Linked DNA regions of Homo sapiens: region 1 is linked to region 2. A link is a loop called in an ENCODE intact Hi-C map of the cell type or tissue named here. Cell type or tissue: HepG2. All regions are shown on one strand. Links, peaks and the distances in the headings refer to the core of each region. The heading gives the core; the rest is flanking DNA. Region 1 overlaps NME7 (NME/NM23 family member 7). Region 2 overlaps NME7 (NME/NM23 family member 7).

Region 1 (16,748 bases), core at 4,117-12,116, 100 kb before region 2:
ATTCTTCAGAATATCCTGAATTTGAGGTCAGAAAATCTTTAAGCCAAATCTTATTTAAGTATTGGGCTGAATCAGAATATGAAGTTTCATATATGAAATGAAAGTTTAATAAATGAAACAAGGTTTGGCTTTGCATCATAGATTTTTATTTAATCTGTTAATGTGATTCAAAACATGCACCTCAAATTATTTGATACAGAGGTGGGAAATGCTAAGTTTTACTCAGGAATTCATCTTAGTAGAAAAATTTAGAAATACAGACAAATGTCTATTTTAAAAATCACTTACTCCTACCATCCAGAGATTCTAACTGTTTACATTGTTGCATTTTCTTCCTTCCCTTTCAAATAGAAGGAAACACAACAAAATGAATGAATTTCATAGTAATGAACTTGAGCAAAATAAGAAAGACATGAAGCATATATGCTGTATTACTCTAATCACAAAAAGTTCAAATATAGGCAAAAATCAACCACATATTTCAAGAATTCATATGTAGGTGGTAAACTATAAAGAAAAGTTTATTCCAAAGTCAGGTAGGTGTCTCCCCTAAGAGAAGAAAGGGTCATGATTGGGAGGCATATATAGAGGGCTTCGAGGGTGGGCTTTTGATGTGGGTGATGATAACTGTAGATGTTCACTTTAAAATTATTTAATCTGAGCATATCTGTTATATATTTTACCATAAAAGTATATTTTATATTTTACAATGTAAAATGTATTCAATATTTTACAATTTAAAATATAAAAATTTTCAGCTATATCACCTTTTCCATGGCCAAAGGAGTAGTTGTGATGCTTTGTTGTTCTCAGAGACCTTACTCGCAGTAATGGTTCTGAAACGTTAGTGTGCATCAGGATCACTTGGATTAAATATAGATTCCTGGGCCCTGACTCCAAAGTATCTGATTTGGAATATCTGGTTTAGAGCCCAAGAATCTGCATTTGTAATAAGTTCCCAGGTCATGCTAAAGATATTTTTGCATGGACCACACTTTGAGAATCACCAGATAGCAAAGCTGTACCTATCTATAGAACCATGCTGGGGAATAACAGAAGAAAATGGAGGCCCATATTCAGTGTATATAGTATATGCTTACAACAGAAAAGGAGCAAGAATTATATACCTTGTGATCCGTGTTGTGGTATTAGTCTATTTTTAAGTCTATCTATGAATGGCAATATAAGCCTTGCCAGTGCTGAGGGAATCAGAGCCATTTAAAACAAACAAAAGAAACAGTGTTCTTATAATAAGATGTCTAAATTTGTGAATTTCCTTAACTGTGACTTTGGAAAGTTAGAATAAGTAAAAATCAACGTACCTGTTTATTAAAAAAAATGTTGTGCAAAGGCTAACTTTGAGAATGAGAAGATATATGTGTGTGTGTATGTGTGTGTGTGTGTGTGTATATATATATATATATATATATATATATATGTTTTATTTTATTTTATTTTATTTTTTTTGAGACAAGGTCTTACTCTGTCATCCAGGCTGAGTGCAGTGACCTGATCATAGCTCACTGGAACCTCAACCACAACCTCCTGCAGTCAAGTGATCCTTCCACCTCAGCCTCCCAAGCAGAGCAGCTGGCACTACAGACACGTGCCACAACACCTAGCTAATTTCTTATTTTTTGTAGAGACAGGGTCTCACTATGGTTCCCAGGCTGGCCACAAACTCCTGGACTCAAGGAGTCCTCCTGACTTGGCCCCTCAAAGTGTTGGAATTATAGGTATGAGCCACTGTGCCAGGCCTATGTCTTTTTAAAATAGAAACAAACACTCAAACTAATTATAGGTAAGGAACAACATTTATTTACTTTGTGTTGTTCATGTTAAAGTTAATGGATCCATGGTCTTGAATTATCATTTCAGTCTTCTTTCATTGTGTTTGCTTGAAAAACTAAGAGATTTCCTCAGCAGAAACCTTTTAAGCCAGAAGGGATTGGAGTTTTATCTTTAGCCTTCTTAAAGAGAATAACTGTCAGTCAAGAATTTTGTATCCAGAACAAAACTAAGTTTTGTAAATGAAGGAGAATTAAAGTCATTTTCAGACAAACAAATGCTGAGAGAATTTGTTACTACTAGACCAGCTCTATTGAAAATGCTAAAAGGAGTTTTAAACTTTAAAAGAAAAAGGCAATTATGAACCAGAATAGAACCTCTTGAAAGCATAAAACTAATGGGGCCTATAAAACAATAACAATAAAGAAACCAGAGGGGGAGGAGCCAAGATGGCCGAATAGGAACAGCTCCGGTCTACAGCTCCCAGCGTGAGCGACGCAGAAGACGGGTGATTTCTGCATTTACATCTGAGGTACTGGGTTCATCTCACTAGGGAGTGCCAGACAGTGGGCGCAGGTCAGTGGGTGCGCGTACCGTTCGCAAGCCGAAGCAGGGCGAGGCATTGCCTCACTTGGGAAGCGCAAGGGGTCAGGGAGTTCCCTTTCTGAGTCAAAGAAAGGGATGCCGGACAGCACCTGGAAAATCGGGTCACTCCCAACCAAATACTGCGCTTTTCTGACAGGCTTAAAAAATGGCGCACCACGAGATTATATCCCGCACCTGGCTTGGAGGGTCCTATGCCCACGGAGTCTCGCCGATTGCCAGCACAGCAGTCTGAGATCAAACTGCAAGGTGGCAGCGAGGCTGGGGGAGGGGCGCCCGCCATTGCTCAGGCTTGATTAGGTAAACAAAGCAGCCAGGAAGCTCCACCTGGGCGGAGCCCACCACAGCTCAAGGAGGCCTGCCTGCCTCTGTAGGCTCCACCTCTGGGGGCAGGGCACAGACAAACAAAAAGACAGCAGTAACCTCTGCAGACTTAAATGTCGCTGTCTGACAGCTTTGAAGAGAGCAGTGGTTCTCCCAGCATGCAGCTGGAGATCTGAGAATGGGCAGACTGCCTCCTCAAGTGGGTCCCTGACCCCTGACCCCCAAGCAGCCTAACTGGGAGGCACCCCCCAGCAAGAGCACACTGACACCTCACACGGCAGGGTATTCCAACAGACCTGCAGCTGAGGGTCCTGTCTGTTAGAAGGAAAACTAACAAACAGAAAGGACATCCACACCAAAAACCCATCTGTACATCACCATCATCAAAGACCAAAAGTAGATAAAACCACAAAGATGGGGAAAAAACAGAACAGAAAAACTGGAAACTCTAAAAAGCAGAGCGCCTCTCCTCCTCCAAAGGAACGCAGTTCCTCACCGGCAACGGAACAAAGCTGGATGGAGAATGACTTTGACGAGCTGAGAGAAGAAGGCTTCAGACGATCAAATTACTCTGAGCTACTGGAGGGCATTCAAACCAAAGGCAAAGAAGTTGAAAACTTTGAAAAAGATTTAGAAGAATGTATAACTAGAATAACCAATACAGAGAAGTGCTTAAAGGAGCTGATGGAGCTGAAAACCAAGGCTCGAGAACTACGTGAAGAACGCAGAAGCCTCAGGAGTCGATGCGATCAACTGGAAGAAAGGGTTTCAGTGATGGAAGATGAAATGAATGAAATGAAGCGAGAAGGAAAGTTTAGAGAAAAAAGAATACAAAGAAATGAGTAAAGCCTCCAAGAAATATGGGACTATGTGAAAAGACCAAATCTACGTCTGATTGGTGTACCTGAAAGTGATGGGGAGAATGGAACCAAGTTGGAAAACACTCTGTAGGATATTATCCAGGAGAACTTCCCCAATCTAGCAAGGCAGGCCAACATTCAGATTCAGGAAATACAGAGAATGCCACAAAGATACTCCTCGAGAAGAGCAACTCCAAGACACATAATGGTCAGATTCACCAAAGTTGAAATGAAGGTAAAAATGTTAAGGGCAGCCAGAGAGAAAGGTCGGGTTACCCTCAAAGGAAAGCCCATCAGACTAACAGTGGATCTCTCGGCAGAAACCCTACAAGCCAGAAGAGAGTGGGGGCCAATATTCACCATTCTTAAAGAAAAGAATTTTCAACCCAGAATTTCATATCCAGCCAAACTAAGCTTCATAAGCGAAGGAGAAATAAAATACTTTACAGACAAGCAAATGCTGAGAGATTTTGTCACCACCAGGCCTGCCCTAAAAGAGCTCCTGAAGGAAGCGCTAAACATGGAAAGGAGCAACCGGTACCAGCCGCTGCAAAATCATGCCAAAATGTAAAGACCATCAAGACTAGGAAGAAACTGCATCAACTAACGAGCAAAATAACCAGCTAACATCATAATGACAGGATCAAATTCACACATAACAATATTAACTTTAAATGTAAATGGACTAAATTCTGCAATTAAAAGACACAGACTGGCAAATTGGATAAAGAGTCAAGACCCATCAGTGTGCTGTATTCAGGAAACCCATCTCACGTGCAGAGACACACATAGGCTCAAAATAAAAGGATGGAGGAAGATCTACCAAGCAAATGGAAAACAAAAAAAGGCAGGGGTTGCAATCCTAGTCTCTGATAAAACAGACTTTAAACCAACAAAGATCAAAAGAGACAAAGAAGGCCATTACATAATGGTAAAGGGATCAATTCAACAAGAAGAGCTAACTATCCTAAATATATTGCACCCAATACAGGAGCACCCAGATTCATAAAGCAAGTCCTGAGTGACCTACAAAGAGACTTAGACTCCCACACAATAATAATGGGAGACTTTAACACCCCACTGTCAACATTAGACAGATCAACGAGACAGAAAGTCAACAAGGATACCCAGGAATTGAACTTAGCTCTGCACCAAGCGGACCTAATAGACATCTACAGAACTCTCCACCCCAAATCAACAGAATATACATTTTTTTCAGCACCACACCACACCTATTCCAAAATTGACCGCATAGTTGGAAGTAAAGCTCTCCTCAGCAAATGTAAAAGAACAGAAATTATAACAAACTATCTCTCACACCACAGTGCAATCAAACTAGAACTCAGGATTAAGAATCTCACTCAAAACCGCTCAACTACATGGAAACTGAACAACCTGCTCCTGAATGACTACTGGGTACATAGCGAAATGAAGGCAGAAATAAAGATGTTCTTTGAAACCAACGAGAACAAAGACACAACATACCAGAATCTCTGGGACACATTCGAAGCAGTGTGTAGAGGGAAATTTATAGCACTAAATGGCCACAAGAGAAAGCAGGAAAGATCCAAAATTGACACCCTAACATCACAATTAAAAGAACTAGAAAAGCAAGAGCAAACACATTCAAAAGCTAGCAGAAGGCAAGAAATAACTAAAATCAGAGCAGAACTGAAGGAAATAGAGATACAAAAAACCCTTCAAAAAATTAATGAATCCAGGAGCTGGTTTTTTGAAAGGATCAACAAAATTGATAGACCACTAGCAAGACTAATAAAGAAAAAAAGAGAGAAGAATCTAATAGACGCAATAAAAACTGATAAAGGGGATATCACCACCAATCCCACAGAAATACAAACTACCATCAGAGAATACTACAAACACCTCTACGCAAATAAACTAGAAAATCGAGAAGAAATGGATAAATTCCTCGACACATACACTCTCCCAAGACTAAACCAGGAAGAAGTTGAATCTCTGAATAGAACAATAACAGGATCTGAAATTGTGGCAAGAATCAATAGCTTACCAACCAAAAAGAGTCCAGGACCAGATGGATTCACAGCTGAATTCTACCAGAGGTACAAGGAGGAACTGGTACCATTCCTTCTGAAACTATTCCAATCAATAGAAAAAGAGGGAATCCTCCCTAACTCATTTTATGAGGCCAGCATCATTCTGATACCAAAGCCAGGCAGAGACACAACCAAAAAAGAGAATTTTAGACCAATATCGTTGATGAACATTGATGCAAAAATCCTCAATAAAATACTGGCAAAAGGAATCCAGCAGCACATCAAAAAGCTTATCCACCATGATCAAGTGGGCTTCATCCCTGGGATGCAAGGCTGGTTCAATATACACAAATCAATAAATGTAATCCAGCATATAAACAGAGCCAAAGACAAAAACCACATGATTATCTCAATAGATGCAGAAAAAGCCTTTGACAAAATTCAACAACCCTTTATGCTAAAAACTCTCAATAAATTAGGTATTGATGGGACGTATTTCAAAATAATAAGAGCTATCTATGACAAACCCACAGCCAGTATCATACTGAATGGGCAAAAACTAGAAGCATTCCGTTTGAAAACTGGCACAAGACAGGGATGCCCTCTCTCACCACTCCTATTCAACATAGTGTTTGAAATTCTGGCCCGGGCAATTAGGCAGGAGAAGGAAATAAAGGGTATTCAATTAGGAAAAGAGGAAGTCAAATTGTCCCTGTTTGCAGGCGACATGATTGTATATCTAGAAAACCCCATTGTCTCAGCCCAAAATCTCCTTAAGCTGATAAGCAACTTCAGCAAAGTCTCAGGATACAAAATCAATGTGCAAAAATCACAAGCATTCTTATACACCAATAACAGACAAACAGAGAGCCAAATCATGAGTGAACTCCCATTCACAATTGCTTCAAAGAGAATAAAATACCTAGGAATCCAACTTACAAGGGATGTGAAGGACCTCTTCAAGGAGAACTACAAACCACTGCTCAAGGAAATAAAAGAGGATACAAACAAATGGAAGAACATTCCATGCTCATGGGTAGGAAGAATCAATATCGTGAAAATGGCCATACTGCCCAAGGTAATTTATAGAATCAATGCCATCCCCATCAAGCTACCAATGCCTTTCTTCACAGAATTGGAAAAATCTACTTTAAAGTTCATATGGAACCAAAAAAGAGCCCGCATCGCCAAGTCAATCCTAAGCCAAAAGAACAAAGCTGGAAGCATCACACTACCTGACTTCAAACTATACTACAAGGCTACAGTAACCAAAACAGCATGGTACTGGTACCAAAACAGAGATATAGATCAATGGAACAGAACAGAGCCCTCAGAAATAACACCGCATATCTACAACTATCTGATCTTTGACAAACCTGAGAAAAACAAGCAATGGGGAAAGGATTCCCTATTTAATAAATGGTGCTGGGAAAACTGGCTAGCCATATGTAGAAAGCTGAAACTGGATCCCTTCCTTACACCTTATACAAAAATCAATTCAAGATGGATTAAAGACTTAAACGTTAGACCTAAAACCATAAAAACCCTAGAAGAAAACCTAGGGATTACCATTCAGGACATAGGCATAGGCGACGACTTCATGTCTAAAACACCAAAAACAATGGCAGCAAAAGACAAAATCGACAAATGGGATCTAATTAAACTAAAGAGCTTCTGCACAGCAAAAGAAACTACCATCAGAGTGAACAGGCAACCTACAAAATGGGAGAAAATTTTCGCAACCTACTCTTCTGACAAAGGGCTAATATCCAGAATCTACAATGAACTCAAACAAATTTTTAAGAAAAAAACAAACAACCCCATCAAAAAGTGGGTGAAGGACATGAACAGACACTTCTCAAAAGGAGACATTTATGCTGCCAAAAAACACATGAAAAAATGCTCATCATCACTGGCCATCAGAGAAATGCAAATCAAAACCACAATGAGATACCATCTCACACCAGTTAGAATGGCAATCATTAAAAAGTCAGGAAACAACAGGTGCTGGAGGGGATGTGGAGAAATAGGAACACTTTTACACTGTTGGTGGGACTGTAAACTAGTTCAACCATTGTGGAAGTCAGTGTGGCGATTCCTCAGGGATCTAGAACTGGAAATACCATTTGACCCAGCCATCCCATTACTGGGTATATACCCAAAGGACTATAAATCATGCTGCTATAAAGACACATGCACACGTATGTTTATTGCGGCATTATTCACCATAGCAAAGACTTGGAACCAACCCAAATGTCCAACAATGATAGACTGGATTAAGAAAATGTGGCACATATACACCATGGAATACTATGCAGCCATAAAAAATGATGAGTTCATGTCCTTTGTAGGGACATGGATGAAACTGGAAAACATCATTCTCAGTAAACTGTTGCAAGAACAAAAAACCAAACACTGCATATTCTCACTCATAGGTGGGAATTGAACAATGAGATCACATGGACACAGGAAGGGGAATATCACACTCTGGGGACTGTTGTGGGGTGGGGGGAGGGGGGAGGGATAGCATTGGGAGATATACCTAATGCTAGATGATGAGTTAGTGGGTGCAGTGCACCAGCATGGCACATGTATACATATGTAACTAACCTGCACAATGTGCACATGTACCCTAAAACTTAAAGTATAATAAAAAAAAAAAGAAAAAAAAAAAAAGAAACCAGAGTATCTAGGTAACAAGTAACAGGATAACTGGAACAGTACCTCACATCTCAATATTAACATTGGATATAAATTGCTTAAATTCTCCACTTAAATGATACAGATTGGCAGAATGGATTTTAAAAATCACAAACCAAATATATACTGTCTTCAAGAGACTCACCTAATACATAAAGATTCATATAAACTTAGGGTATAGGAGTGCAAAAAGATATTCCACTCCAAATGGAAACCAAAAGTGAGCAGGAGTAGGTAGTCTTATATCAGATAAAACAGATTTTAAAGCAACAACAGTAAAAAAAGACAAAGAAGGTCATTATATGATGATAAAAGGATCAATCCAACAAGAAGATATTATATTCCTAAATTTATATACACTTAACACTGGAGCTCCCAGATTCATAAAACAATTACTATTAGACCTAAGACATGAGATAGACATGAAATAATAATAGTATGAGACTGCAACAGTCCACCGACAACACTAGACAGATCATCAAGACAGAAAGTCAACAAAGAAATAATGGACCTAAAGTGCACTCTAGAACAAATGGACCTGACAAATATTTGCCGAACATTCTACCTAATAACTGCAGATTGTACATTCTTTTAATCAGCACACAGAACATTCTCCACAATAGACCATATGCTAGGCCACAAAACAAGTCTCTATAAATTTTTAAAAATCGAAATGTTATCAGGTATCTTCTCAGACCACAGTGGAATAAAACTACAAATCAACTCCAAAAGTAACCCTCAAAACTATACAAATACATAGAAATTAAACAATCTGCTCCTGGATGATTTTTGAGTTAACAGTGAAATCAAGATGGAATTTTAAAAATTCTTTGAAAGGAATGATAATATTGACACAAGTTATCAAAATCTCTGGAATATAGTAAAAGCAGTACTAAAAGGAAAATTTATAGTGCTAAATACCTACATTAAAAAATCTGAAAGATGATAAATTGACAACCTAACATCATACCTCAAGGAGCTAGAGAAAGAACAAACTAAACCCAAAGCTAGCAGAAGAAAAGAAATAACAAAGATCAGAGCAGATCTAAATGAATTTGAAACAGCAGCAACAACAACAACAAAAATACCAAAGATCAATGACACTAAAAGTTGGTTTTTCAAAAAGATAAACAAAGTTGATAGACCATTAGCTAGATTAACCAGGAGAGGTTAAAGTAAGTTCAATTAGAAATGAAACTGGAGACTTTACAACCAACCCCACAGAAATAAAAAAGATCATTTGAGACCACTGTGAACACCTCTATGCACACAAACTAAAAAATCTAGAGGAAATGGATAAATTCCAGGAAACATAAACACTCCTAGATTAAGCCAGGAAGAAATAGAAACCCCGAACAGACCAAGAACAAGCAGTGCGATTGAATCACTAATCAAAACAATTGCCAAGAAAAAAAAATAGCTTGGGGCCACATGGATTCACAACTGAATCCTACCAGACATTCAGAGAACTGGGACCAATCCTACTGAAACTATTCCAAAAGATTAAGAAAGAGGGATCCTCCCTAACTCATTCTATGAAGCCAGTATCATTCTGATACCACAACCAGGAAAAGACATAAGAAAAAAAGAAAACTACAGACCAATACCCCTGATGAACATAGATGCAAAAATCCTCAACAAAATACTAGCTAATTCAAGCAGCACATCAAAAAGATAATACACCATGACCAAGTAGGTTTCATTCCAGGGATGCAGGGATGGTTTAAAATATGCAAGTCAATAAATGGGATACATCTGATAAAAGGAATTAAAAAGAAAAACTCTATGATCATCTGAATAGATGCAGAAAAAGCATTTCATAAAATCCAGCATCCCCGTATAAAAAAACTCAACAAACAGATATAAAAGGAACTTTACCTAAAACTAATGAAAGCCATATATGACAGACCCACAGCTAACATCATAATAAATGGGGAAAAGTTGAAAGTATTCCCCTTGAGAACTGGAACAAGACAAGGATGCCACTTTCACCACTTCTATTCAGCATAGTGCTGGAAGTCCTAACCAGAGCAATCAGGCAAGGATAAGAAACAAAGGGCATCCAAATTGAAAAAGAGGACATCAAGCTATTGCTGTTCATGAATAATATGACTGTATACCTAGAAAACCCTAAATACTCCTCCAAAAGACTCCTGGATTTGACAAATGAATTCCGTAGTCTCAGGTCACAAAATCAATATACACAAATCAGTAGCAGTGCTATACACCAACAATGACCATGCTGAGAATCAGATCAAGAACTCAGTCCTTTTCACAACAGCTGGAAAAAAATAAATTACCTAGGAATATATTTAACCAAGGAGGTAAAAGATCTCTACAAGGAGAACTACAAAACACTGCTGATAGAAATCATAGATGACACAAACAAATGGAAACACATCCCATGCTCATGGATTGGAATAATCAATATCATGAAAATGACCATACTACCCAAAGCAATCCACTGATTCAGTGCAATTCCTATCAAAATACCAACATCATTTTTCACAGAATTAGAAAAAACAATTCTAAAATTCATATGAAACCAGAAAAAGAACCTGAATAGCCAAAGCAATCCTATGCAAAAAAACAAACAAACAAGAAAACAGACGTAGAGGCATCACATTATCAGATGTTTGCCACAAGGCTGTAGTTACAAAAATAGTGCTGGTATAAAAGTAGGCACATAGAGCAGTGGAACAGAATAGAGAACCCAGAAATAAAGCCAAATACTTACAACCAACTGATCTTCAACAAAGCATAGAGAAACACAGGCTGAGGAAAGGACACCTTATTTAATAAATAATGCTGGGAAAACTGGATAACCACATGTAGAAGAATGAAACTGGATGCTTATCCCTTACCTTATACAAAAATCATCTCAAGATGGTTCAAAGATGTAAATCTAAGACATGAAACTATAAAAATTATAGAAGATAACCTAGGAAAAACTATTCTGGACATTGGCTTAGGCAAATAATTCGTGAGTAGGACCCCAAAAGCAAATGCAACTAAAATAAAAATAAATAAATAGGACCTAATTAAATAAAAGAAACTTCAGTACATTAAAAGAAATAACTATCAGAATAAATAGACAACCCACAGAGTGGGAGAAAATATCTGCAAACTATACATCTAGCAAAGGACTAATATCTAGAATCTACAATGAACTCAAGTACATCAACAAGAAAAAAAAATCCCATCAAAATGTGGGCAAATAACATGAATAGACATTTCTCAAAAGAGGATATAAGAATGGTAAAGAACATATGAAAAATGCTAAACATCACTGATCATCAGGAATATGCAAATTAAAAATACAATGAGATACTGCCTTACTCCTGCAAAAATAGCCATTATTAAAAAGTCAAAAAATAATAGATGTTGGCATAGATGTGGTGAAAAGGGAACACCTATACACTGCTGGTAGGAATGTAAATTAGTACAAACTGTATAAAAAACAATATGGAGATTTCTTAAAGAACTAAAAGTAGATCTGTCATTTGATTCAGCAATCCCACTACTCAGTATCTACCCAAAGGAAAATAAGTGATTATATTAAAGACACTTGCACGCATATGTTTATTGCAACACAATTCACAGTTGCAAACGTATGGAACCAATCTAAGTGTCCATTAACGAATGAGTGGATAAAGAAAATGTGATATATATACACCATGGAATACTACTCAGCCATAAAAATAATGAAATAATGTGTTTTGCAGTAACTTGGATGGAGCTAGAAGCCATTATTCTAAGTGAAGTACTCAGGAATGGAAAAACCAAAAACCGTATGTTCTCACTTATAAGTGGGAACCAAGATACGGGTATGCAAAGGCATACAGAATTCTATGATGGACTTTGGCGACTCAGAAGAGGGAGGGTTGAGGGGGGTGAGGGATTAAAAAACTACTTATTGGGTACAATGTACACTACTTGGATGATGGGTGCACTAAAATCTCAGACTTCACCACTATATAATTCATCCGTGTGACCAAAACCACTTGTACCCCAAAAACTATTGAAATAAAAAAATTTTAAAAACTGAGATTTTCATATAATGAGAATAGCCCCTGCATAATAACATTCATGAAAATCTCCTAGAAACATGGATTTGGCTTCTAATGGGACATTTGCTTACTCCAACCACATAGAGACTGGCCTCTTAAGATTAGGAAGCAGCTCACTCTATCCATAGCTGGCAGTACCCTGTGCTGTAGAAACTTAATTTTACTTTGTGATTGTGTGGTTAACTTTTCTGTATTAACCTGACTTTGACTTTAGACTTCATATGACCTATTTACCCAATCTTACACAGTTTTCAGTTTCCAGCCTATCTACTCAGTACCGTACTTTATTTTGTTTTTCTTAGACTGTCCTTGTTTTAAAACTGTGATCTTATTTCAACCAAGGTATAGCTGTTCTTAGCTTCCTTTGCATGCTGAGCCTGTCTTTCTTCACAGTGAGGAGGAACCCCTGACTACTCTTTCCTGGAAATCTTCATTCCCATAGGTCTTCTCTGCTGTCCCTATGATGGTATGGAGCCTGTTTTTATTATTTTCTACTCACTTAATTGCATCTTGATGAATTTCAGTACACAAAGTCACCATATTGTAGGTATATCTACAAAGGTGTTGTTATACTGGACCAGATGCAGTGGCTTATGCCTGTAATCCCAGCACTTTGGGAGGCTCAGGTGGGAAGATCACTTCAGGCCAGGAGTTTGATACCAGTCTGGGCAACAGTGAGACCCTGTCTCTACAAATAATTTTTAATAATTAGCTGGGCATGGTGGCACATGCCTGTAGTCCTAGCTGCTTGGGAGGCTGAGGTAGTTGAATCACTTAAGCCCAGGAGTTCAAGTCCAGCTTGAGTAACATAGCAAGGCCCCACCTCTAAAAAAAAATACAAATAAAATAAAGTTCTATTGGTTACTCTTTTTACTACCTTGTAAGGAATGTACAGCTTGTTCTTGTTAGGAAATTGGTAAGGAAAAATGTGAATTTCAGATTTGGGTATGTGGTGTTAGTGGAGGATCAGAAATCTATTGGATGAATTAAATCTGTCTTTTAAAAGCTACTTTCTACTAATGTGGGTTTTATGATCACCTGATGGATTAATTTGAGATCCATTAAGACCTAAGTGCCTTACTGGTTCCCAATTTAACAATTCTGTGGAATCCAAACTCTTATTTATTTTGATTTGTTTTTACTTTTTTGAGACACGGTCTCGCTCTGTCACCCAGGCTGGATTGCAGTTGTGCCATCTCAGCTCACTGCAACCTTGGCCTCCTGAGCCCTAGTGATCCTCCCACCTTAGCCTCCTGAGTATCTGGGACTACAGGCACACACCATCATACCTGGCTAATTTTTTTTTTCATATTTTTTGTAGACATGAAGTTTTACCATGTTGCCCAGGATGGTCTGGAATCCAGACTCTTGTCTGCAATTGATTTAATATAATTCTACAATATTTTTCCTTATTGCAAGGCAGAAAACCATAGACATTTGTAGCTTAAACCAATCTGAGTGCTTCCATTAAAAATTACAGGAAGATTATCAGTGAAGTGGTATTGCCTAGTAACATATTGCTCTCTAGGAGACAGAAAGCTTTTCCACCTGGTTTTTATGCCTAAGGTTATTTGTTATGCATGTTTGCCAAGATTAGTATTAAATTCCTTCTGTTGACTTTAGTAACACTTGTGATTTCTTTTATATGTTAGCATTGAACATTAAACTCTCATAATCTCTAGTTTTTTGATTTGTCTTTACACTAATCATGTTTTAAAGATACACGTCTATTTTTTAGTTAAAATGGCTTTGAATTTTATTTCACTAGATTTAAATTTTAAAGGAAATCATATCCTTCCAATTTGATTTAAATTGGTTATGGTTATTAATATTAAACATGTCTATTTTAGGCACCAGTTTTATTAGTTCGTGTACTCTTGGCTACATCACGATTAAAACTTTTCTTTCAGTTTCTTTCCAAAATAAACTGCAAGATTTCCTTGTTGACATTTTTTCATTTTTAAAAATCGTTTCGTTTTATTTCCCACCACCCCTGTTTATTATATGGATTGTGAAGCAAAGCATACAGGTGATAGTGAATTATCTTGTACAACAGCCTGGTCGCTTCTTTAAATTTCAGTTTTGTAAGTTGTTTTGCTCACCAAAGTGTCCTTTTCATGGGCTCTCATGCTCGTGAGTAGGGTTTTGTTGTCATCTGTATCTTGCTGTTACATCCAGTAAGTTTAACATTCATGGTAACGATATTTTTCAAGTGTTTCTACAGTGTAAGGGGCTCATTGGCTGCAAGATTGCTGTGAGGTATATTATAGATGATAGATACTATGATTTTCTGTTTATTTGTTTTATTTTTGTTGTTGTTGTTCTGAGACAGAATCTTGTTCTGTCACCCAGGCTGGAGGACAGTGGCATAATCTTGGCTCACTGTAAGCTCTGCCTCCTGGGTTCAAGCGATTCTTGTGCCTCAGCCTCCCAGGTAGCTGGGATTACAGGCATGTGGCACTATGTCTGGCTAATTTTTGTATTTTTAGTAGAGATAGGGTTTCTCCATGTTGGCCAGGCTGGGCTTGAACTCAGGACCTCAAGTGATCCACCCACCTTGTCCTCCCAAAGTGCTAGGATTACAGGCATGAGCCACCGCACCCAGGTGGTAGATATTGTGATATCAAGGGAAAATATTGATGCCAGGAAAGACCTTAACATCAGAATAAGTTATTTTCACAAGAAATATTTTTGATATAGATACATGTGGCAAAATAAAACTATTAGATTATTAACTATGAAAACCAATTTTGTTAGAATTTTGAAGAATACTATGCATCTACTTTTTAACAACTTAATTTTTTTTTTTTTTTTTTTTGAGATGGAGTCTCAGTCTGTGGTCCAGGCTGGAGTGCAGTGGTGCAATCTCGGCTCACTGAAAGCTCCGCCTCCCAGGTTCACGCCATCCTCCTTCCTCAGCCTCCCGAGTAGCTGGGACTACTGGCACCCACCACCATGCCCAGCTAATTTTTTGTATTTTGTTTAGTAGAGATGAGGTTTCACCGTGTTAGCCAGGATGGTCTCGATCTCCTGATCTCATCATCCTCCCACCTTTGGCCTCCCAAAGTGCTGGGATTACAGGCGTGAGCCACCGCACCTGGCCAACAACTTAATTTTTAATGATGTTCTCTCTATTAAGCAGTTTTCTAGAACTATTAATAAACAATAAAGTGATCTTTTTTTCCTCCTTTTTCTGCCAAATTGATAAGAATCAGAATGGTAAGAAGGAAAGAAATCTTAAAGTCTGAATAATCAGTAAGTTAAGTGATGATCCTCTGAACAATTCAGAATTTACTACATATACATTCTATAACCATCTCTGTTAAAGATTTTATAGTATATATTCAGAAGATCAAACAGATGTTTCATAGCTGTATATACACATATATACACATATGTATATTTTTGCATATACATAAATTATTTAATTGAGGTACATACATATGCCAACTAAATATTTTGATTATTTATTTTATTATAATATAATCTTAGGCTCTGGGGCAAGCAAAACTGGGTTTGAAATTCAGTTCTATCACTTACTAGTTATTAAGGCATATTGTTTAATCCTTGAATATAGATACTCAACATCTATAAAATGAAGATTATACTAGTACTTTCCTCATAGGCATTATCTTAGTTCATTTGAGCTGCTACAATATAAATACCATAGACTGGATGTCTTAAACAACAAACATGTATTTCCCACAGTTCTCCATAGTGGGAAGTCCAAGATCAGGTCCTGCAGGTTCAGTTTCAGGTCAGGGCCCATGGTTTTCTTCATAGATGACACCTTCTCACTGTGCCTTTACATGGTGAAAGAGGCAAGAGAACTCTCTGGAGCTTCTTTTATAAGGGCACTAATGCCATTCACATGGGCTTTGTTCTTGCTATCTAATCACCTCTTCCCCACAAAGGCCCTACCTTTATCACATTGGGAGTTAGGATCTTAATTTCAGAGGGTCACAAATATTCAGTCCATAGCAGCGTTGTGAGGATTATGTGTAATAATATGTGACTAGCTTACACCATGTATAGATGAGAAAAAACTAGCTGTTTCCCCAAATTTGTGTTATCCTTTCATTGTGTAGACTTCCTTCTGGGAAGTAACTCTTTTTTCTTGGAGACTTTATTTCCTAACTTTACTGAGTTTGTTGAAAAGTTATCTCTCTAATTTGAATTGCTTTTGCACTTTTGTAAAAAATCAGTTGGACATATTTGTGTGGTTCTATTTTGGGATTTTTTTGTTCTGTTCCATTGATCTCTATCACTGACAATACTACACCATCTTTCGGTTATTGCAGTTAATAATGAACCATGAAATTGAGTAGACTGATTACCTCACATTTTTCTTTTTTGAAATTGTTTTAGTTATTCTAGTTCCTTTATCT
Region 2 (16,748 bases), core at 4,589-12,588:
GTTCATCAAATCTGCACTCACCATTTGGCATGGTCATGTGGCTCAGAGGTGTACAGGGGACCAACTCTTGTCATTCTCCCTGTGGGTTGTGTAAGTGCCTTGAGGACCTGGGCTTATAAGGGACTTTTGTATCTCCAGCTGCTAACATATTGCAGGCTTTTAGTCTGTTGAGTAAATGCATGTGGGAATATATCATGAATGGGGACAGTGCACCTCCATACCCTCTCTCTCTTTATGTGGCGGAAATGTCTCAATGACCTGATGAGAGTGAGCCCCACTTTCAAGTACCACATCTCACCATTCCCTCCACCTGCCAGTTGCCAGAAAAGTCCACTGCAGCATCCCAAAAATGTGAACAATTATTATGTATCAATTAAAAAGGCCACGTCCACCAGCATCTTCTTTCATTGCTGTTTATTCAAGTAAAACCTGAAATATGTGCATGTGGAAAGCGAATGGTTTGCATGGATTCTTTTCTTCCTTCTCAAACCTGATATTTCAGAAGTCTCTACATTCATCGTAAAAACATCATGATAATATAAGAGGCCTTAAGCTATCAAATTGTAATTCTTTATGGCCCAGTTAGTATTTCATCAGCATTGGTTGTTTTCTCAGATAAAAGAATCTTGGATAAGGAGCAATTTCACATTCCCTCCTATATCCCGTCATAGTGGGGCATAAGTTCATTGCTAGATTCAAAGGGAGTTACAGGTTCATAGGTCTTTCTGTTTCTCAAGTACAGTGCCAGCTCCACCTTTCTTCAGATAGGCTGCCTTCTGAATCTGAAAAGTAACAAGCTTAATGACTTAAGAACTGTATTTAATATAATTTATCCCACTTTATATAGGCACTTATAAAATCATTTGCCGAAGACTCTAGGATTATTTTAGATTAATTTATTTTGTATAAATTGGTTAATTAATAACTATGGAAAATCCATATAAAATAAATAGACACAATCATTGGACTAAAAGTGACCTTACAGGGGGCATTTAAGAATCTCCAGGCATTTTGTCTCAGCACTTTTTGCATCTTCTCTACCTATTCCCTGGGAAATGGTTCTCAAACAGTAGCACAATTCCTGGATGGCTTTTTAATTTTTTTTTTAATTTTTTTGAGACAGAGTCTCACTCTGTCACCCAGGCTGGAATGTAGTGGCATGATCACAGCTCACTGCAACCTCGACCTCCCAGGCTCAAGTGATCCCTCCTCAGCCTCCCTAGCAGCTAGGACCACAGGCATGCACCGTCATGCCCCACTAATTTTTTTTTGTAGAGACAGGGTCCCCCTGTGTTGCCCAGGCTGCTCTAGAACTCCTGGGCTCAAGCAATCGTCCCACCTTGGTCTCTCAAAGTGTTGGAAATTACAGGTGTGAGCCACCATGCCTGGCTGGGCTTTTTAAAAATACGGATTGCTGGGCTGTACCCCCCAGTGTCTAGTTCAGTAGACCTGAGATAGAGCCTGAGAATTTGCATTCTAACAAGTTCCCAGTTAGTGCTGATGCTATTGGTTTAGAGTACCACACTTGGAGAGCCACTGTTCTGAGCCAAAAAACACTGTGCACTCTCCATTAAGTCAAGTTGTTCTCTTGATTAATTTTTGTCAAGCTGTTGTCAGATTTGACATTTCACAGACCTGGAACATTTCAAAAAAAAAAAAAAAACTAAACAGTAATAAAACCCACTTCAGGGATAGACACAATGATAAAGTTTTTAAAATTTAACAAATGAAGACATTAGAAAAATTTGTTTCCCATCATCATCGTTTTGTTTTAAAAGGACATTTAATCACCAACAGCATTTTATCACAGAATAATGGACTGTCTCTTCAACTGAATAAATTCAGCTTTACCTGAAGCTCACTTTATTGCTATTGCATGCCAAAGGCATGATGGTCGAAGCAGTCCACTTCAGGCACAGGCAAAACAGCATTGCATCTTCTGTAGATCATTTTAAAACAATAATAGAATCCACTAATAGTTTGTCTGCTTTTTGTTATCACCATAAACAGGCAGTTCCAAACAACGTCAGTGAGAAAATACTGCCCCTTCCCCAGGGTGGACTACTCCTGCCAACCCTTGCTTCATCACTGCTTTGTTGCCCTCATTTTTCCCATTTTGCCAGAAAGCAGTGAAATGTCATCCTAGACCCTCACCATCTGGTGGTTGGGAGCAACTGGGCTAAGTTACACATGCTTATGGAGTCTTTGATTGATAATTTTATTCAAACTTGATATGGAAAACATATATCACATTTCATAGGTCAAAGAGGAATGTAAACTAGTTGAGTCCTGCGAGTGGTGATTTTATCTATGTTAAAGAAAATTGGGACAGGTGCTGTGGTAATCCCAGCACTTTGGGAGGCTGAGGCAGAAGGATTGCTTGAGCCAAGGAGTTCAAGACCAGCCTGGACAACACAGCAAGACCCTGTCTCTATCTTAAAAAAAAATTTTTTTAAATTATACAAATTTTAAAAACATATTTTAAAAATAAAGAAAAAATCCTTTATAATTATTTGGAGAAATAGAGTATTCTTTAACACTTATACATGGGCACAAATATTTTTAAAAATATTTATTTAACTAGGACTAATGGACAAAGGTAGAAAATTCTGATTTTTTTTTTTTTTTTAGACAGAGTCTTGCTCTGTCGCCCAGACTGGAGTGCACTGGCTTGATCTCAGCTCACTGCAACCTCCACTTCCCGGGTTCAAGCGACTCTTCTGCCTCAGCCTCCTGAGTAGCTGGGACTGCAGGTGCACGCCACCATGCCCATCTAATTTTCATGTTTTTAGTAGAGACGGTGTTTTACCATATTGGCCAGGCTGGTCTCGAACTCCTGATCTGCTCACCTTGGCCTCCCAAAGTGCTGGGATTACAGGTGTGAGCCACCGTGCTTGGCCTCTGATTTTCAAATTCAAAATAAAAAGCCAGAGATTTTTTTATAATATTGAGTTCTTCAATGTAACATGAGGAATTAAAAATTAATTTTATCTCCTTAATCCATGGCTTAATTTTAAGTTAACTACCACATGTTATTTTATTTAAATTTCATTCATTCATTGATATGAATCCGCAGTCATTTCACCAGGTATTGTTTTGAAGATACACATTTCTGCCCAGCACAGTGGCTCACACCTGTAATCCCAACACTTTCGGAGGCTGAGGTGAGAGAATCACTTGAGCCCAGGAGTTTGAGACCAGCCTGGGCAACATGGCAAGACCCAGTCTCTAAAGAAATACAAAAATTAGCCAGGTGTAGTGGCATGTACCTGTGGTCTCAGCTACTCCAAAGGCTGAGGCAGGAAGATTGCTTGAGCCTGGGAGGTCAAAGTTGCCATGAGCTGTGATCATGCCACTGTACTCCAGCTGGATGACAGAGTGAGATTCTGTTTCAAAAAATAAAATGTGATTATCCCTATTTGACTGGGCACAATAGCTCACACCTGTAATTCCAACACTTTGAAAGACCAAGGCAAGAAGATCACTTGAGCCCAGGAGTTCAAGACCAGTCGGGGCAACAGAGGGAGATGTCTCTACAAAAAATAAAAAAAAAAAAAAAATTAGCCGAGCATGGTGGCAGGTGTTTAAAGTCTCAGCTAGTCAGGAGGCTGAGGTGGTAGGATCTCTTGAGGCTGGGAGGTTCGAGATTGCAGTGAGCCATGATCACATCACTGTACTCCAGCTTGGGTGACAGAACGAAACTTTGTCTCAAAGAAAAAGAAAAGTAGAGGGTTTAGATGGAAAAGATAAAAAAAAATGTAAAATTAAATTGTAATATAAAATTAAACACCAGCATAAGAGAATGTTACCAGATAGTGTATGATGAAGTGTTAGAAACAGTAAGTATGAGAGTTCAATGGAGAGCAGTATGAGTGTGGCTGAAGGGGGTCAGGAAAATTTCATGAAATAAATTTCATGAATTTAATGAAATGGTATTTGAAGAATAAGGCAGATTTTTATACACACAGAAAAAGAACATGGCAGGCTGGTTTTAGGAGACATTGAGTTCCTCTGGTTGAAGTGGAGGGTTCCTTTGGTAGAGTATGGGAGATAAATTTGGAAATGTAAATTAGAGCTAGATTGTGGAGACTTTGGAAAGCTTTCTGATGGCAATAATGAACATTATGGTAACAGTGATAAAAATAATAACTTTAATTTACTAAGCAATATATACCAGGTACTATGCCAAATTGTTTACCTGCATTACCTAAAAACTCTGTTGAATAGTTTCTATTATCTCCATTTTATATGCTAAGAGAGTGAGGCTCCCATAGGTGAAATGACTTGGCCAGGATCACCCCACCAATGAGTGGCAGAGAGCTGAAATTTGAACCCAAGTTTGTCTAAGTCCAAAACCAGTGTTTCTATACAGCAAACTAGGTCAACGATGACAAAAGTGTTTCAATTCAAGTGCCAGTTTTTGATTTATTGATAAAACTACAACCAAATAGAAAAAAAAAATCACCATGATGGATTACTGATGTTTGCTGTAAATGCTGGATGGGAGTTTCTTGGTATGTATGACACACAGTGGCTACTTAGGCTCTAGAAAACTGGAAGCCATCAAAGGTTTTTGAACAGGGAAGTGACTCGATAAAGGTTCCAAAACTTTAACCAAGCAGCAGAGTTTAAGGTGAGTAGATAATAGGAGTAATGGACGCGTATACTCTGATCATCCAGTAACAAGTCTTAAGGACCTGGTAGTCTAAAATAGGACCATTCAGAAATTTTCTTCTCCTTCAAGTGATCTATTTCTACTATCAAGGTGTAATTCTTTGAAGAGTATCTGTCTCCTCCCCTGTCCTCTATGATCCATGAGAACAGTGACCTTGTGTGTTTTGTTCATTCCTCAATTCTCCAGTGGGTAGGCATTCAATATAGTTTTCTTAAATCCAGTAATAATAAAAGCAATGATGATCATAGAAAGCACTCACTTTGTGCCCAGACTGGGTTAAGTACTTTCAGTACAGCAAATGCATATGGAATCAGACTACCTGGGTTTGAATTCTAGCTCTGCCACTTACTAGCTGTCCAAGCAAGCAGGTTAAACTCTTGTGCCTGAATTGCCTCATCTTTATGGTGGGAATAATAATAGTACTTACCTCAGAGAGCAGCAGCAAGAAATAGATTAGGTGATATAGGTAAAACAATAAGAATAGGAAGTATTCAATTAAATATTGGTTATTATTATTATCTTTTTAAATTATTATCTTTACCATTCTATACTTAACTTGTCCATTAGAAAATAAATATAGTAGAGTCAAAGGAAAGGCTATATATAACTTCTATGGCAGGCCTGTTTCGTGTCAGGCCTGTTAGGCTCTTTTATAAATGATATCCCAGCTAAGTTAAAACTCTAATTTCACTGTCAGAACTTACTTAATTATCTTTTTACCAAATATAAAACCCACACAAATCTGGATTTTCTTTTCATTTCAACTGATTATGGGCTTTAACAAATCTGGTTTCAAATAATGTATTTTTAAAGATAAATTGGAAATTTATCATGGGAGGGCTCCCATGAGGATGCAAGGCAGGCTGAGGAGGCAGGCTTCAGATCAGGTCATGTAGGGGCAATGAACCCGAGGGAGGAGGCAGATGGACAGAGGACATAGACAGAGGGAGGGGGTCTGCAGAGGGAAAGAGATACTGACCGAGGTCTGGAATGACCATCTCTACCAAGAGGCCCTCTGCCTCCCACAGGGTGTCCAGACACTGGTGCACACATTCTTACCCAAGGGCCTGGGCTGGCACAGCCCTCAAGAAGGTGGCACCCACTCTGGCAGTCAGTGGGTCTGGCCTGGTGGAAGGATCATCACAGGCTTCAGGGGGCTGGACAGCCTGGGGGGGACTAGCGGAGGTCATCTCTTCCAGCCTCCTGCCCTCAACCAAGTCCAGCTCTGAGCCCTGGGTCACCGAGGGCCACCCTGGATTCATTGGAATCCCTCCACCTCCAGTAGGTCAAGTTCTGTAGAGGTCTGAGGATGGTGGTCAGCTGGGGAGTCAGGAGCGGGTGAAGAGGGTCACAGTTCTACCAAAGCCTTGTCCAGTCATCCTCCATCCCCTCGAGGCCTCTTCCCTGATCTCCCACTCCATCCTGCCACTTCACTCATTTCATCAGCTGCCCCTGAAGCACCCGGGACTCAGGACTGGTTTTATCTTCCAAGGCCTTGGTGAAGGGCTGGCCCAGGATCTACAGCCACACCTCATACAGCACCAGCTCTGCCTTCCCGCCTAGAGCAATGAGGGTGGAGATGGCATCAGCCTGGGCCCCCTCTCCTGGAAGCCCTGGGGTGGGACTCATACCCAAGCTCTAATGCTCCAATCCAGCAGTCAACCAATGTTAGTCTAAGGGCCCATCCCTTGCTGCCTGTTTTTGTGCGGCCCATGAGCTAAGAATGGCTTTCACATGTTTAAATGGTTGAAAAACATCAAAAGTAGAATAATATTTTGTGACACATGAAAAGTATGTGATATGCAAATTTCAATGTCCATAAATAAAGTTTTATAGGAACATAGCGGGGAAAAGGCTTTTATTCTTTTAGTGTAGCCTTTTATGTTTGAAGAGCAAATTATATTGCCTTGCAAGAAATTCAAAGGTCAGTACCCAGGTGCTAGCCTCTGTACCTATCTGAACTTGCTCCTCTTTTTTTTTTTTTTTTCCTTTTCCAGCCTCTCTTCTCATCATATAAACCCTCTTGTCTGTCACCTGGCAGTACAATTAAACTCATGGATGATTCCCTTTTGTAGCTGAAGTTTGAGAGGCAAAAGTTAGCTGGTTAATAGAAAGGAAGTGAGAATACATGTTTTTTCTAGACAACCAAAATATCCCTTTGCCTACTGTTTATTAAAAACAAATAAAATCAAAAGCTTGTTCCATCACCACTAAGCAATGCTTGTCTCTATTTTGTAGGCCTTTACTATGATGATCTTCAGTAATGTTAATATATTAAGTGAGTTTGGCCAATTCTTGATCTTTTATCATAATGGAGAAATTAAGGGGTTAGCAAGGGCCCTTGAAATCCAGAGAGATACTAGCAACTATTTGTCCATTAAATGCAATGTATTTACAATATACCTTACCTTTTTTATAACAAGTATACAGATAGACTAGCTTGCCCTTAGACTCTTAAATATATTTTTCTCAGCTGTCTTATAGAGCACAAAAATATTTGTTATGGGCTTAATATGCACACACACACATACAGACATACAGAGTAAATTAGAGACAATATATATACATATTGTAAACTAGAGACAGAGTCTCATTCTGTCACCCAGGCTAGAGTACAGTGGTGCAATCATAGCTCAATGCAGCCTTGAATTCCTGTGCTCAGGCAGTCCTCCACTGTCAGCCTCCAAGTAGCTGGGACTACAGGCATGCACCACCATGCCCAGCTAATAAAATAAGTATTTTATAATTGAATGGAAGTGATTAAGAATCATGAAGGGACCCAAAGTCATAAACTAGAAAGATGTTAAAAGACTGGCTCATATCAGAACTGTATAATCCGAATTCAATAAGTCAGTATCACAGTAATCTCCCCTTATCCACAGTTTTGCTTTCCATTGGTCCCAGTTACTCTCAATCAACTGTAGTTCAAAAATATTTAATGGAATATTCCAGAAGTAAGCAATTCGTAAGTTTTAAATTACACACCATTCTGAGTAGCATGATGCAATCTCATGCTGTTCTGCTTTGACCCTTCATCATCACAAGAAGGATGAATACAGTACTTAAGATGTTTTAAGTGAAAGACCACATTCACAACATAACTGTAATTACAGCATATTGTTATAACTGTTCTATTGTATTGTTACTGTTTTTGATCCCTTAACTGTGCATAATTTATAAATTCAACTTTATCATAGGTATGTTTGTATAAGAAAAAACATAGTATATGTAGGGTTTGGTACTATATGTGGTTTCAGGTATCCGCTGGGGGTTTGGGATGTATCCCCTAGGGATAAGGGGGAAATACTGTAATAACCAAATATAATCCTCTAGCAGTAGAGAGAAATGTGTAACTAAAATATTAACTTCTCTTAGTTAAATATTATTTATTTTATTTTTTTATTATTTTTGAGATGGAGTCTTACTCTGTCACCCAGGCTGGAGTGCAGTGGCAGGATCTTGGCTCACTGCAACCTCCGCCTCCCAGGTTCAAGCAAATCTCCTGCCTTGGCCTCCCGAGTAGCTGGGACTACAGGTATGCACCACCACACCCGGCTATTGTTTGTGTTTTTGGTAGAGACAGGATTTCACCATGTTAGCCAGGCTGGTCTCAAACTCCTGACCTCAGGTCATCCACCCACCTCGGCCTCCCAAAGTAGGATTACAGGCGTCAGCCACTGCGCCCTGCAAGTTAAATATTACTTAAAACTAACAAATAGATATGCTCACTAGTGCTCTTATTTCTAGTAATCTTGAAGTTGAAAGAACTTCCAGAAGAGCATTGGTATAGAATATATTGTGTGTATGGGCATCTTGTGAAAGAGAAAACTGAGAAAAGATGCCAAGGACAATACATGTATGGGTACATGGCTTTGATCCACATATCAAGTAAGGGAGACAAAGTGCCCTTTTTAACCTGTGACTTTTGTGTCTACTCACCTAAGACAGCTGGTATTGTGTTCACATTACCAACCACCAACACTGTCCAGTCCCTTCATTTTCCTGGCTCTGGAAGACTGAGGAGAAAGATGAAACCAATTCACTCATTGTGCTTTGCTCTCTGCAGTTTGACCCTGAACTCTTGACTTTGGTCTGCTCCCTGCCTCATTTTTCAGTCAGTGACTAAGCAGTTTTTGAGTTAATAAGTAACTCTTAGGTGACTGATTAAAAATTCTAGGAGGTGACTTAGAAAGGAGTCTAAAACATGGTTGCCCTAATAGAATTCATCCTGTTTTTCATTCATAAAATATTACAGCTACTCCCACTTTGGCTTTAGGGTGAAAATTGTTAAACCTACTACTGTTCTTTGTCCTTTAGACAGTTATGGGCTTTCCTGTTTTAAGAGGAAACAGAAGACTAGTCTAACAGGAAAATATTAGGCTCAATGTTTTCAAGAGCACATGTATTGAGAAGGTTTTGCAGGTTATGGAAAGCTTTTAAAGAAATGAGTCCGGGTGCAGTGGTTCACACCTGTAATCCTAGCACTTGGGGAGGCCAAGGCAGGTCAATCACTTGAGGTCAGGAGTTTGAGACCAGTCTGGCCAACGTGGCAAAATCTTGGCTCTACAAAAAATACAAAAATTAGCCAGGTGTGGTAATGTGCACCTGTAGTCCCAGTTACTCAGGAGGCTGAGGTAGGAGAATCGCTTAAACCCAGGAGGTGGAGGTTGCAGTGAGCAGAGATCAAAGCACTGCACTCCAGCCTGGGCAACAGAGCGAGACTCTGTCTCAAAAAAAAAATAAAATAAAAGAAACTTGAAAGAAATTTTCTTTCAAGAAATTGAAATTATTTCTTTCAAGAAATAATATTGTATGAGCAATTTTCTGTGAGATAATTGTGAAAGAAGTTATAACAATCGCTATATCCTTCTCACCTTTAATCTGAATGTTAATTTAGCCACAAAGATAGCAATAAGACAACATCTTGAAAGTATCTTATCCACAGCAAAGTCACACTTTCTTAAGCATAGATGAAATCCAAACTACTATAGTCGTTACTTTTAAATCTCATATTGGGCAAATGCTTACTTGATATAGTTACGAATTTGATACAGTCATGCTCTTGATGAAGTTTAAAAGATAGCTCTGCTATTAAATTTATTTGCATTAACTCTTTCTTATTGCTTATTGATTTTTTATTTTTATGTATATGGTAGGAATATTAACTAGCTTGTAGGGAGTCCTGGCCATATGCCAAGCATTGGTCTAAGTGTTTTATATGCATTAATTGACGACTTCATTTACAGATGAGTAACTGAAACATAGAAGAGTTAAGCAACTTCCCCAGGGCCACACAGCTAGAACATAACAGAGCACAGACTTGAACCCAGGCAATCTGGGTCCAGAATTTATACTCTCTAACCTCACTGCCTTTCTGTGTGATCTTAAATGTAACAAGTATTATTTCTTTAGAGTTCATGATAGGATGGGGAGTGAGACTAGAAAAACTAAGCATGAGGGAAGATATAATAGGAAATAGAGTCAGAATATTTGGCCTCCCTCAAAAGTAATTAGAATGATTAGATATTTACTTAGGTTTTATCCTTATTAACTGATATTTTTATTCACAAACTTGTCCAACTCAGTTTTAGATTAAAAATATAAAGTTATTTATTCCTTAAAAAATTCTTAACTATCAAGCTGCTGTATTGTCAGCAGCAAGAGGCCTTTGAGTTCTTGAGGGGGATGAGAGAAGGTCACGTGCCCCTGGAATTCCAAAGGATTATTCTGATCTCACTGTGATTTCACTGTGCTTACCCATGAGAGGGGCATAGTCAGTATTTGTTGAATGACCAAGTACATAATTCTCATCTCCCATTCTAATAATAATGTGTCATATGAGGAACAAAATCACAAGTACTTTCTCCTCTTTGTCCCCATTGTCCTTATACATACTTCTGTTAACATACTTGGTGTATTGTTAAATAATTATTTGTTTCTGTGTAGTTCACCCCTTAGTGTGAACTCCTTGAGGGCAGGGGCCATGTCTTACCTTTGTATCCCAAGAACCTAGCCTCTGTTTATCAGTAACTTAGTTGATTATTGACAAATGGCTGTGGAAGGAAGGGAAGGAGTAAGGCAGACCTAGAGCTGATATCCTTGTGTATTTATTTTACATTTATTAAAAGGTCATTGGGTTTAATCATTTGAGGCTTTTGAAATATATTCAAAGATGATATTTCTTGGATTTGATATGACTCCTCTGATTTAACCCCTGGGAAGAGGTCACTGGGATTTAAAGAATATGTATGTTATAGTCTGTCCCTTAGGTACACCACCTGATTTTATTGCTAAATTATGTCATACTCCAAAGGGCTTTGGCTGTACTTTTGGTGAGTTTATCTGTAATTATTGATAAATACATTCATTTTTGCTTAATTTATACAGAATGCCTGTGTGAATCACCCCAAATCACTGTAGCATTTAAATTTCCATCTCATGGTATAGCTATGGACTAGGAAGTCTGCCTTGGAAATTAGGGCTTATTCTTTGAAAAACCACAGATGTATTTATTATTTGAGACAAATGTGTAGTATGGGATCTTTTCTCCCTCCGATAATATTAAATGCTGTGTTCTCACTTGTAAGTGGGAGCCAAACAATGGTTACACATGGACATACATAGGGAAATAATAGACACTGGGGACTCTAAAAGCGGGGAGAGTGAGAAGAGGATGAAGATTGAAAAATTGCCTATTGAGTACAATCTTCACTATTATGGTTACAGGTATGCTAGAAGCCCAAACCTCACCATCACACAATATATCTATGTAACAGACCTACACATGTACCCTCTGAATCAATAAAAATAATATGAAATGCTGTATCTCTCCACTTTTTACTTTCTTCTTCAGGCCCACTATACTCTCATATTATACCACATTTAGCTCACATCTCTTGTGGTATGCACTGTGCACTCACAATTGTGCTGGATGCTGTTTTTGTTTCTAGGGGTTATAACAATTCGATTTTCCTCCATAATTCTATTTCTTGTTTTTAAATTCGGGTCAACATACATTGTGAATTCCATCTTTGTTGTAAGCACACCCTTATTTACTGCTTTTACTGACCTTGTCATCTTACAGAATAGTCTACTCTATCAGTGAGTGATATCTCCCATTCTGTCATTACCACTATGGTCTGAGCAAGAGTAGGGGCTGGAAAGAGGCTACAATGAGGCTATCTATGGATTTTCAGTGGGTAATTTTAAAAACTGTGCCTCCATGGAAGCTTCTGATAATGCTTCTGTCCTCACCTCCACCCCGCCTCCCACTGTGCTTCTATAACTGGCCTTATGACAACAAATGAATCTGGCATAAGAGAGAAGAGCACCAGAGTAAGTGAAACAGAATTGAGTGAATTAGCCGTCTCGTTGGATTCTACCCAATCACACTGTGAAAGTCCATTATGCATTATGCTTATATTCCATTGTGTAATGAATGGTAATTCTTCTAATGATAAATACTGGTCCCCTTTGGTACCAACCTTAGAGTTAGAAATAGCTTAATCTGTTGAGTAAATGAATAAAAACCGCAAGTTGAAAACAGCAAAAATAATTTCTTTGCTTGGAATATCAGTGTACATATCTTTCCGTGCAAAGTTCTCCACTTTTCTCATTACCCATTAACTTGTTTGTTACTCTACAATCTCCATCTGAGAGCTAAAATCTGCTGCTTACTATTCACAAGGCAGAGAGAATTATAAAACGTTATACAATAGTAGCACACAGCATAGCTTTGAATCTTTCCATAAAGTCATCATAATGGTACGTTTTCTGAGTATTGCCTTCAGTTTGTTTTAATAAAGAATTCATTGTTCTAGTGTTTACATGATGATTTTCTGTAACAGAAACTGATACTGACATTGATACCTTAGGCTAATGCAATTTTTAGTCATTTTACTGGGGTAAAAATAACTTTGTTGTATAATAAACAAATTGCTGAAGCAATCCTCCTGCTTCAGCTTCCAGTAATTGGGATGGCAGGTGCACGCCACAGTGCCTGGCTTCTTCTCACATTGATAATTTTGGTCCTTCTCAGGTTAACATACATTTATTGAAGGCCTGTTTGTGCCATTCACTGTTCTAGGCACTACGGCTAAATAAGACACACTCCTCATTCTCAAAGAATTTAACATTCTCCAGGAAAAATTGTTATCGAAATTGACATCAGAAAGTAAATGCTAGGAGATTGATCCTTCCTGGGTTTCATGAAAGCCCCTATCAGGAAGTAAATGCTAGGAGGTTGATCCTTATTGGGTTTCAGCACAAGAATCAGATGAGCCTCCTGTTAGATATGAAATCTGCTCCAAGTATTGGAGGATATGTTAAAAAAAACAAAACATAGAATAGTATTCCAGGCTGAAGAAATAGTGTGTATGTTGTATAATATATTCTCTTGTAATGGCCTTTGTGGATAATTACACATTGCAAGTATTCAATTTTATTTGCTAGTATTCCAGTTTGTCTTCTCATTTGAGGGATATTATGTATCCATTCTCTTAGCTCTTTACCTTGGTTTTTTATTTTTGTCTTTGTTTCCTGAGATGGAGTCTCACTATGTTGCCCAGGCTACAGTGTAGTAGCTACTCACAGGAGCAATCCCTAATTCCATGTAGGGAAACTACATGGAATTTGATATAGCATAGCTTAAAAAGACATTAGAGAATTGCAGATGAGCATGGAAAGGTAGCTAAGGCTCAAGTCATATAATTATTTTATGCCAAATTTAGGAGTTTGAAATTTATTCATAGGGTTAGTCCATGGACTGACTGGCTGAAATTGTTTGCAAAATGTTGTGGATGTATTCATTCTGGGGGGGAAATGGTCCGTAGCTTATTAGATCTCAAAGTTGTCCACAATAAAAAAAAATTGTTGAGAATATTTGCAGTGAAAAGTTTAAGTAAATGCCCATACTGTTCACTAATTAGAGTGAAGTAAGGCATAACCATATCCATGTTTCATATTACAAGAAATGTGATGTACAGAGCTGTCAGTGCAATGAATGGAAGTTGCCAGGAAGACTTCTGTAGCCAAAACTAAACCGTAAATTCATTCATTGAACATTTCACTGAACTTTTCCTATACACCAGAAATTGGTAAGCACTGAGGAGACAGTAATGAACAAGAGCTCCTATTCAGACACACATTCCATTCAGGGCTCATAGTCTAATGAGGAAGGCAGACATTAATCAGATAATCACAAAAGGAAATGGACAAGTATAAATTCTGATTATTGCTGTGTAGTGAAAGACAGGATGAGTTGTAATCGGGGAACCTGGTGTAGATGGGGGATTAAGAAAGGTTTCCTTTAGCAAATGGCATTTGAACTGAGGCCTGAAATGAGTGTCAGCTGAGGAAAAAGGTAGTTGACTCCAGGCCGAGAAAATAGCACTTGCTAAAGCCCTTATGCGGGGAATTGGTTGGTGTGTTTTAGAAAAGGAAAGAAGAAATATAAAATGCAAAAAAAAAAAAAAAAAAGCCTGAGGTGACACTGGAGAAATAGAGATTGGGCCATGCAGGGCTTTGTGGGCTATTTTAAGAATATGGATCTTTATCCTCAAAACATCAGGAGGCAACCCTTGAGGGGAATGGGCGTTGACATAATCAGGTTTATAGTTTTTAAGAGGTCTCTCCAGTTACCATGTGGAAAATGGACTGAAGGGGGTCAGGTTGGGATAGATTTGTTAAATAATAGTATAACAACTGAAAATACATTGATACCATGTACTTTAATTTATGGGTTGTTATAAATTCATAAAATGTGTCTAGGCATTAGTTTCTCCATGTGGAAAATGATGAGGCTGAACTTGTAATTCTCAAAGCTTGGACTCCCCTACAAATGAGCTGAATAATTGATCCTCTGAGACCTGGAGGCAGCAGCTCCAATCCTTAACCACTTCCTGTGCCGGCTCCAGGATGCCATGCGAGAATGAGCATTTTCTAGGTGCACCATGAGGTGACAAAGATTGAGAGGCCCTCCTCTAAACCCCTTTCCTGCACTAACATTCCATGATTCTAGGTTTTGAGGAAATCAAATTCTAATCCGACACCTTGGTTTTACCATTGAGGAATGTGTTGCCCAAAGAAGGAAAATGGCTCACCTAAAATTGCATGGCTTAGTGTATAGAACATTACTCTCCTAACTAGTAATCCTGGGTTTTTCTAGTTTGCCATACTGTCTCTGTATCCTTTGTAAGCAGTATAATGAATTATTATAATTATCAAATTGCAGGTGCTTCTTTTTCTTTCCTCTATTTATGAACAGAAGTACAGTTTATTCTTTTTTGATTACCAGTTAAGAATTTATTGCTGTAAGTCATCAAGCATCGTTTTACTAAAACTTGAAGACTAGAAATGGAGAAATTAATTCCTAGGAAAACAACACATCTTATCTTATTCTGGCTTAGCTGAAAATATTGCAAGACTAGCATTTCTATTTCAAAATCAGCCCAAAGGCTGTGAGCATACAGAAGTGATGAATAGAAAGATGTTAGCTGAGCTCTTAATGACTTTTACTTGATTTGAACTTGAGTTCAAAGGTAAATCAAAAGTTTAAAGTTGAACTTGAATCTTACTATGCCATATAGGCTTTCCTTAGCCTTCTGGAAAATCTAAAGTATAAGGGAGGTCCAGGAGTATAGTGATTCTGGGCACAGACTCTGGAGTCAGGTGGTCTGAGTTCAAATCCCCAGCTTCTCCTCCTACCAACTTCATGACTTAGGAAAAATTACCTTTCTCAGACTCATTTTATCTACTTGAAGAGTAGAAATAATGACATTTCACAGTAAAAATTAAATGAAGCAATATATGAAGTAATTTTCTCTTAAATCTTAAATTACCTCAGCATATGCTTTCACAATTTCTTTCCAATTTTAAGTGACAAAGTCCATCCCAGCTATTCACTTCATTATCTCATGAATTCTGATTATGTATTCTCTCAGCTTTTATCCAATCTAAGAGCTTTTTCACTTTTCTCATCTGTCCTTATAAAAAAAAAGGCATTCCATCTTCTAAAAAATTTTTATTTCTATTTTCTAACTCTATTATTTTTGTCTTGGAGCTTTTCTAACTGAAATGTGTATGAAGTATAGCAATAGGAACTTCCCAAGAAATAAAATATTCTGTGGTTTGTTTTTCTTGTAAAGAGTACTGTAATTCCTTGGGTTTAATTGACAACATCCTTTATGAGGACACTCAGCATATCAGCATTGATGGCCTCGTAGACAGCAGTCTTGGCCCAAGTATTCAGGGAATGACGAGGACATACTCCAAGATCCTTTTCCCGAATCACTGTTTATTGTTTATAAAACTCATCTTGTAAGCCTGCTTTATTTCCTTATCAATACCCAAGGTAATCCTGTTGAAGTTTACTCTGCTTTTCTGCCCATATTCCCCACTTCATCTTTTGAGGCCTACCTGTCTCCTTGGCACATTATCCATGTTAAGTGCCTCCAAGGTACTGTGGATACTAGTAAATGCCAAATTAAGTGAGGGGTTTTATTCTTTCCCCAGATCACATATAATGATATCAGATGGGCTTGGTTTGGGCTCTGATTTCGGAGGCACCTACTTTGACTAACTATCTAGGACAGTAGTTTTCTTTTTTTTTCTTCATCCAGAAACTTTATTGTAAATCATTTGTCAACAAGATCTGCATTTCTAATTTCAGTTTGTCATTCCTCTGAGGCACAGAGAAAGGAAAAGATGAGATTAGGGTTAATGTTTATTGAGCACTATGTATAAAGGATCTTATTTAGTCCTTATAAACAATACTAGGGCAGTGGCTTTCAACCCCAGTGGACATCAGAAGTGTCTGTGAAGCTCTTTGAAAATGTGGACGTCTAGGACCTACCCAAGACCTAATGAATCAGACTCTCCAGGGTGGGGGTGTAAGCATCTACTTTTTGGTTCTTTAAAGATCCATAGGGTGATTGTGATGTACAACCAAGTTGAAAATCACCAATCTTGAGAACTGGTCTTTATATCTACAATTTCTTTTATTTGAAATCTTTTTTTTTTTTTTTTAAGGATAGACTGTTCCCTGTCAAAATCTTTTCTTCTCTGGGAGCCACAA

What was found. Hi-C counts contacts between places; a loop is a spot of excess contacts. Peaks named below come from ENCODE experiments on the same cell type or tissue, not always from the same donor. Only the 100,000 strongest peaks of a DNase experiment are listed, where the experiment ranks them.
Region 1: a loop joins it to region 2, with 3 times the contacts of the local background. A loop is called at or near these places in 2 of 110 quality-filtered maps.

The regions. Positions count from the first base shown.
Region 1 is chr1:169,243,066-169,259,813 of GRCh38, reverse strand. The region is part of intron 7 of NME7 (NME/NM23 family member 7); the gene reads left to right. Among named protein-coding and RNA genes, the nearest start is that of NME7, 120 kb to the left of the region's middle. RefSeq lists enhancers at 1,898-2,502, 2,503-3,108. In HepG2, for the core only: no CTCF peak of the experiment used is centred there; a DNase peak (open chromatin) is centred at 8,813.
Region 2 is chr1:169,140,678-169,157,425 of GRCh38, reverse strand. All of the region lies in intron 11 of NME7 (NME/NM23 family member 7), which reads left to right. Among named protein-coding and RNA genes, the nearest start is that of ATP1B1, 42 kb to the right of the region's middle. In HepG2, for the core only: no CTCF peak of the experiment used is centred there; DNase peaks (open chromatin) are centred at 8,725 and 12,175; H3K4me3 peaks cover 779 bases.